Linked DNA regions of Homo sapiens: region 1 is linked to region 2. A link is a contact called in ENCODE Hi-C or POLR2A ChIA-PET data. All regions are on one chromosome and are shown on one strand. Each heading gives the region's core, a stretch centred on a gene start or an enhancer-like site at or near the end of the contact. The rest is flanking DNA. Distances are from core to core; before and after follow the strand shown.

Region 1 (3,536 bases), core at 84-2,583, 1.8 Mb after region 2:
CTCAAGACAGATTAACTAGAGCTGATTTTTTTTAAACTTTGCTTACCATGAAATACACCTTTCTATTCTTAAAAAACAAACAAACAAACAAAAATAGGGCTTTAAAAATTCGTAAAATAATTAGACCTGGGACTTTGTCCAGGGAATTTCGCCATTTAAGATAAAGAAAACTCAGCAACATTATGTCTAGTTACCAAGAAAGATATGTGCAACGCGAAACCTTTCCCCAATACCATATTTACTCTGAGAAACACAGCAAAATAAAATTCACGATGAAGTTACGATTTCGACATTTTTATTAGTCATCAGCTTACTGCTAGGTTTTAAAAGGTGTTCCAAGGCGGGAAGAAGGCGCGGGGGGAAGCCTCAGAATATGGGGTCTGTTTCGATTGGGGGGAGCGGCGTTAGAGGGGCGTGAAGGCAGAAAGGAAGGGTAGGGCGGAAATTAGCGACTTAATAAGACGCCTAGCTCCCGAGGAAGCCAGCCTGGCGTTAGAAGCAAGTAGAGCAGAAGAGATTTAGGGCTAATTAAAACAATCACACGACACTCCCCCTCGCGTTTGCCGGGGCCGGGTCTCCTGCACTAGCAGAGCCGGGGGCGGGGATTAGCTCGGATTCAAATTTAAAGCGGGAGGCCCGCGTGTGGCTCAGCAGGTGCCTCATGCCCGGCTCCCGTGGCGGTCGTTTCCGCCCCTACCTGCCCAGAGGGCCGGAAATTACCTAGCGAGGAGCGGCTTATCCATTGTTGCCAATGTTTCAACTGCGCGGAAACCCTGAAGAAAGTGCGGAGCACAGGGCACGCGGGCCGCTCACTGCCCTTCCACGCGCCCCCACGTTTCTGGCCGCTGCGCTCCTTGCCGTGCTTTTACAATGCCACAGGCCACTGGGGGAGACCGGAGCGAAGCCAGGAGGGAAGCAAGGCGGGAGGAAAAGGGAGAAGTGTAAGAAGACACAGGCGCCCGGGATACTATATAATCTGGTTCTGAGCTAGAGGGAGCGCATGCGCCGGCGACACTTCTGGCGGCAGGAGAAAGGCGCGCATGCGCAGAGCCGAGACGAAAAATGAAGCCACAGGGTGCCTGGCTGATTGAGGGCGCTGCTTTAGCTACCGAAGGGCCACAGCGCCCCGAAGGCGCGTGCGCAGAGCGCGGGAAGGGGGTGGAGCTCTTCTGAGGGGGCCGGGGCGAACAGAGCCGGCCTCGCGCGCCCCCTGGCGCGCGCCCGGGGAGAGGAAGGAGCGGGAGGGGGCGGAGAGGAGGGAGGAGGCAAGCAGGGCGGGAGGGGGGAGGGGAGCCAGAGCGAGGGAGGGTTTATCGACCGGGCGATTTTGGTTAAAATATTCAAAATGGCGGACGGAGGAGCAGCGAGTCAAGATGAGAGTTCAGCCGCGGCGGCAGCAGCAGCAGGTAATCATTACAGCATTTTACATATTCATATTCATACTCAACCCCGGCTCCCGCTGCCCCCCCCCGCGACTTAGCATAATTTATTAGTACTCAGGATTATTATAATTAACGGCGGGGAGATGGGGGGCCGGGGAGCATTGAGCCCCCGCCGGGCGCTGAGCGGAGGGGGAAAGAGGCTCGGAGCGGCCAGGCGGAGGGGGAAGACAAGGGGCAAAGGGGGCTGCGATCCACTGCCCTCCTCCTGCACCCGGCCCACCCCGCCGCCGCTCGCCGTCTGCCCGTCGGCACCGGCCCTCCTCCTCTGCCGGCCGCCGCTGCCGCCTCCTCGCCGCCGTGCCCGAACCCGAGCGGGTCCGCGGCGGGGCGGCGGGGCCGGGGCAGAGGGAGAGGACAATAAAGACATTTTACATATTCATAGCTGCTGGGCCGGCGGGGCGCAGTAGGGCGCGGGCGGGCGGCCGGGGCCGGGCGGGCGCGGGGTGGGGGGCGTGAAGGGGGATGGAGGCGGCGGCGAGCACAATGCCGGGGAGGCGGCGGGGCCGGAGCGGACCCCGGCGGCCGGACACCCGCACGCGTCTTCCCCCGGGAGCGGGCCCGGGCGGGGGGGCGCTGCCCGCCTTGGGGGGCGGCCCTCAGGGCAACCGGGGGTGCGCGCGGGGAGAGCTCCCTGCCCGCGCCCCGCGCGGGGCTGAGCCCGGGGGTCACGGCCCCAGGCACTTCGGCCTCGCCCCACTGGTCCCCAATGTGGTGGCCTGACCCAAGCCAGGCCTGCTCTCTAGGTGGGTAGGGGTGAGCGGTCGTGGGCGCTGCGAGGTGGCCTGGGGCGGCGGGGGTGGGGAACCCGCGCAGGGGTCTGCGTGCCCCCCCTGGGGGGTGGACTGGATTGGAAGGAGTCCTTGGGGCAAGTTCCTTCCGAGGGGATGTCCTCTGGGGCGGCCCGCGCGCCCCCGGCCGGCGGTCGGCAGCCCCTTTGCGTTGTCGGCCGGGGCTTCGCGGGCGAGTTGGGCTGGAGGTGCCTGGCGTGGTCTGACCTCCGTCTCCCTTTGCCCCTCCCCGCTGCCCCCCCTCCGTTCCCCCCACCCCCTGCGCCTGACCGGGACGCACGGGGCGGGTGGCCCTCCGGGGCCTCTCGCTCCGAGGCCCCAGAAGCGCCCAGAGGCCTCCCGAGAACTTGGATGTAAAGGGCTGCCCTCCTGCCCCAGAATGGGCTGGCCTGACAAGTTGATCGTATTCTCGATTTCCTCTCTCCTGTTGGGAGTCGGTGGGGAGGGACGGGGATCCCCCTCCCTTCTTCTGTGGCGGTGTTTTCTCGCTGTGTGCTGGGTCGTCTTTACTCTCTGCTTAGCTGAACCTCTTCTCATTTGAATAATGTCTAATTCGGGGAGGTTTATATTATTGAAATGGCCGCCTGGCTTTCCCCGCCTCTCATGTTTAGTAATTCAGACCTTTAATAACAGCCACTCACAGCCCAACGCCGTGTTTATATTTTACATTCGCCCCATGTGCTTTTGTGGTTCGATATGATTTTTTTTTTCCTTGGCAATCCGCAGGGCTCTGAGATCAAACCCAGGCCGTGCTGGGAAGAGAGGGGGGAAGCTGGGCCTTGGCTTCTCTAGCAGTTGCCTAGGCCTCATGTTCTCTGCTGCTTGATTTATTTACTAATAACCAAAATGACTACCTCCACCAACTTCCACACACTTTCCCCTCCTCTGCGGGCAAAACAAACTCTCTTGGGGCTTTACTAGCATTAAAACAGGTCCTAGCTAAGTATCAACTCTGTGATGGTTTGTTTTCTCTTAAAAAGACTTTCTTATACTTTGCAGTAGTATTGGGCCTAGGGGGAAAAATCTGTCCTGTATTTTATTTTCAGAGCCTATGAAATCTATTTTGGTTTAATCCAAATCACTTTGTTTTGGGGATGGGTACCCCGGTTGCTCCCCACCCCCATGTTAAATACTTTAAGGCTTTGTAAAGGTCTGTAGTATTTGTAAAACTGACACTTTTTTTTTCCTCTAGGAGTTGTGGAGTAGCTAAATATTAGAAATTCCAATTAACAACAGTTTCATAATTTCTTGGTGTGGTGCTACCTTTCTGACATCTTCATTCTAATTTAAAATGGAGCTGACGTTA
Region 2 (3,797 bases), core at 765-3,264:
AGCTGATTCCCTGTGCGTTTTAAAGTTTAAAAATATTTTAATGGCTTATTCCAAGTTTGTGTTATTTAAAAGGTGATATTTACATTTAGCAAATTGACTTACTCTAAAGATTCACCCGATTCAGCTTTGTGCCTGTCTGTCGCCAGACTTGTCCACCTGGGAGGGAGGAGTGGCCTCATCTCTCCCCTTTCTGGCTGTCAGTCACCAGCAGGGCCCAAGCACACAGACCTCAGACTTGGCATGGTCCCTTCACTAAGCTCCCTGTGGAAAATTTTATAAGTTGCTATTTTTCTTTACCCTGAGAGATGCACGAAGGCCAGACACGGTAGTCTTGGTTTTGCAGGTGAGAAAACCCAGCTACTGGGAGTTCAATCCCAGTGGATTTCCCAGTCACTTGAACTACTGACAGCAGGTTTCATGTTCGGTCTTTTAAGGCTGATTCCCTGGGCTGAAATCATCTGACAGACTTCCTAAACTGCTTTTAGAGTCGTCATGGGTAACTTCCACTAGCCCTCTGGGAGGAGAATTAAAAACATATTTAAAAAATTCTCACAAGTTAATCACCTTCCAAAATGAAGTCACCCAAATCGATCTCAAGATAAGCTTGACAACAATTAGAGCTTGTTTCCTTTCGAGTCAATTGCACTAGCAAAAATCTCACCTTTATAGTACTTAACGAAATTGATGGGACCCTGCAGCCATCCTGTGTGTTTTGGGGAAAGAAGCAAGGAAAGCCAACCATTGAGGTAAAAGACCCTCTTGACCCATCCACCTAAAACCATTCTGGGCTGCTCTGTCTATGGGGTAGACATTCTTTATTCCTTTACTTTCCTAATAAACTTGCTTTCACACAAAAATAAGTAAATAAATAAAATGAAACCACTCTGACTTCCACACTGCCGCCCAACCTCCACTGTTAATTACTGGCCACGCCCACCGGGCCTTTCAGTAATCAATGGTCTCTGGTACTTTTTGTGGCCCCAGTGGTGCTGACCAATGCACTGGGTGCAAGATTGCTTAGTGCCAGCAACCTTGGCCAAGGAAAGCAGAAATTTCAGGTCTGTGCCATGGGTGCTTCCAGGTAGACACAGTTGTGGTGGGAGCACAGGACAATTCCTCTAAGTAAGACCTAACCTGGTGTTTTCCGATCATTCCAAAGTGGCATCGAGGGAAGCCCTTAAAGAAAGTGGTCGTGGTGTCCTTGAAACGTGGCTCTGCCTGTAGCCCCTTGCCTTATATCCCCAATTACTTGGTATTATATCCTCATTTTTCATCTGTCCTGTATGTCTATAATGAGCTAAATTTTATAAGTCTATTTTAGGCAAGGATTTCTAATTTTGGAGGCTTTTTAAAAATCGTGTTGTGTATGTCATTGCTTCTTAAAACATAAAACGTTTTCTTTTTGTAAGCTCATAATACTGCACAAATAATTGGTGGAAAACACCATCATAAAACATTTTACGACATGAGCATACAAGACCATTGTCAGGGTGAGGCAGCACAGAATTACAAGAAGAAGATCGCCAGTTAGATTCCTTATATTTACCTTAAAGGCCGTGCTTGAGCATACTAACAATTAATAACATTAAATACAACTACTGAATAAATGAGTGTTTCCGCATTTGAGTTGGACAACAGACCAGTAAGTGGGGTGGGGCCTGTCTCTCACCTTTCACGGCCCAAGACCCTGAGCCTGGCTAACTCGCTGCTCTGCCCGAACCGCAGGCTGCCTGGGCCGGGGACGCGCGGAGGGGCCCCCCGCAGAGGGCGGGCTCAGCCGGGCAGAGCTCTCGGGGGCGCCCCGCGCCCAGCCCCGCCGGCTCCTGCTCTCCCCGAGCACGCGGCGTTAGCTAATCTTCTCAGGGACTGCCGAGGCCCTTTCTCCGCCAAACCGCAGGGAGGGAACAGCCCGAGAAGGGAGGGGGCTGGGAAGGGTTTGTTGTTGCTTTTTCTGAATTAAAAGAAAACAGGGACTAGAGCAAGGAAGAGAGCGAAGTTCAAGGGAGAATCTGGCAAGTCACCTTGGGCAGCCCCTGGACCGCCGCCAGAGCTCTCTTGGAGAGGGTGAGGACGCCGAGCGTGTGATGAGCGCCTAGTGAGTATTCACTGTGCATGATAGATGACTGGCCTGGAATCCTTCCACACCACAAATTTGTTCCTCTGTACACCCAGGCAACCAAAAAGCCAAAAGAAATGGGGGATTGGGGAGGGGACTGTCTAACTTCAGTTTCTCCCGGCTGCTGGCACCCGCGGCCTCAGAAGCTCTTAGCCCCGCCCCCCATTGTCTTTGACTCTGCTCCCTCCTTGGCCTCCCTTGGCCCCCGCCTGGTCCTGGAAGCAGAGCTGCGAGTTTCCCTTTTCTCTCGCTGTGCGCACTCGCAGCCCCGGTCCAAGCCCAGCCTCTCCAGGCAGGGATTAGTGCAAGCGTCCGTTGGCCGGAACGAGCGAGGACAGCCTCTCCACCTCCCTGCCTCCCTACCTCCCTGCCTTCAGCACCCTCCCCTCTGCGGCTCCCCGACCCAGCCATCCACAGCACAGCTGCCAGAATCGCCTTTCCGTTCCACGGTTTTGATCATGTAACATCCCCACTTGGAAGACCAGAGTGAGTCCCAGCGGCCTCATATGTCAGATCTCAGTTTCTAACTATGAGCATCAAGGCCCTCCCCGAAGGCCCCCCATCTTGCCTGCCCTGTCTCACCGGCCTTCTATCCAAAATCTTCCAGTGCAAAACTTCTGGTCAGATTATGCAGAACTTTATAGCCTCTCCCTCCCCTACCCCACCACTTCGTCATTCCGCAAGTATTTATTGAGCATCTACAAGGTTCCAGGCACTGAACTATGGGCTGCAAATACAAAAACGAACAAAAGAAATTATCCTGCCCTTAACGACTTTACAGTCAAGTGAGGAGAACAGAAACAAGGAAATTTTCTGGCTCCAGTTTGTCACTAAAACAACATAGTTCACATCTAAATCTGAGCACAGCTATGTAAAATACACTAATAAGCAGATCGTGCACAGATAAAAGACTGAAATGAAATGTACCAAAATAGCTATAGGATAACTGTTTTCTTCCTTCCTTTTTTTTTATTATACTTTCAGTTTTAGGGTACATGTGCACAACGTGCAGGTTAGTTACATATGTATACATGTGCCATGTTGGTGTGCTGCACCCAGCAACTGGTCATTTAACATTAGCTATATCTCCAAATGCTATCCCTCCTCCCTCCCCCCACCCCACAACAGGCCCTGGTGTGTGATGTTCCCCTTCCTATGTCCATGTGTTCTCATTGTTCAATTCCCACCTATGAGTGAGAACATGTGGTGTTTGGTTTTCTGTCCTTGGGATAGTTTGCTGAGAATGATGGTTTCCAGCTTCATCCATGTCCCTACAAAGGACATGAACTCATCATTTTTTATGGCTGCATAGTATTCCATGGTGTATATGTGCCACATTTTCTTAATCCAGTCTATCGTTGTTGGACATTTGGGTTGGTTCCAAGTCTTTGCTATTGTGAATAGTGCTGCAATAAACATACGTGTGCATGTGTCTTTATAGCAGCATGATTTATAATCCTTTGGGTATATATGAAGTAATGGGATTGCTAGGTCAAATGGTATTTCTAGTTCTAGATCCTTGAGGAATCACCACACTGACTTCCACAATGGTTGAACTAGTTTACAGTCCCACCAACAGTGTAAAAGTGTTCCTATTTCTCCACATCCTCTCCAGCACCTGTTGTTTCCTGACTTTTTAATGATCGCCATTCTAACTGGTGTGAGATGGTATCTCATTGTG

What was found. Hi-C counts contacts between places; a loop is a spot of excess contacts on that map. ChIA-PET counts read pairs that join two places held with the same protein, here RNA polymerase II (POLR2A). Pooled maps may share reads with other maps.
Region 1: a pooled map shows a loop between it and region 2 (2.8-fold over the local background). The contact joins the promoter of POU2F1 here to the enhancer-like site in region 2. A Hi-C loop is called at or near these places in 3 of 50 pooled maps. POLR2A ChIA-PET finds 5 or more read pairs at or near these places in 2 of 52 experiments (PC-3 and T-cell).

What each region holds. Positions count from the first base shown.
Region 1 is chr1:167,219,553-167,223,088 of GRCh38, forward strand. POU2F1 (POU class 2 homeobox 1) reads left to right here and starts at 1,334. Exons shown (of 16, transcript NM_002697.4): 1 at 1,334-1,406. The coding sequence starts at 1,346. POU2F1-DT (POU2F1 divergent transcript) reads right to left here and starts at 984. Exons shown (of 1, transcript NR_185889.1): 1 at 279-984. RefSeq lists enhancers at 917-1,026, 2,557-2,736 and silencers at 1,207-1,306, 1,657-1,806, 2,027-2,306, 2,317-2,496.
Region 2 is chr1:165,374,342-165,378,138 of GRCh38, forward strand. No RefSeq gene overlaps it. Among named protein-coding and RNA genes, the nearest start is that of LMX1A, 20 kb to the left of the region's middle. Within about 2 kb of position 2,015, at least 26 of the 41 ENCODE cell types and tissues checked have a DNase peak (open chromatin) inside an H3K27ac peak, as active enhancers do; they include PC-3, where a contact is called at or near this core.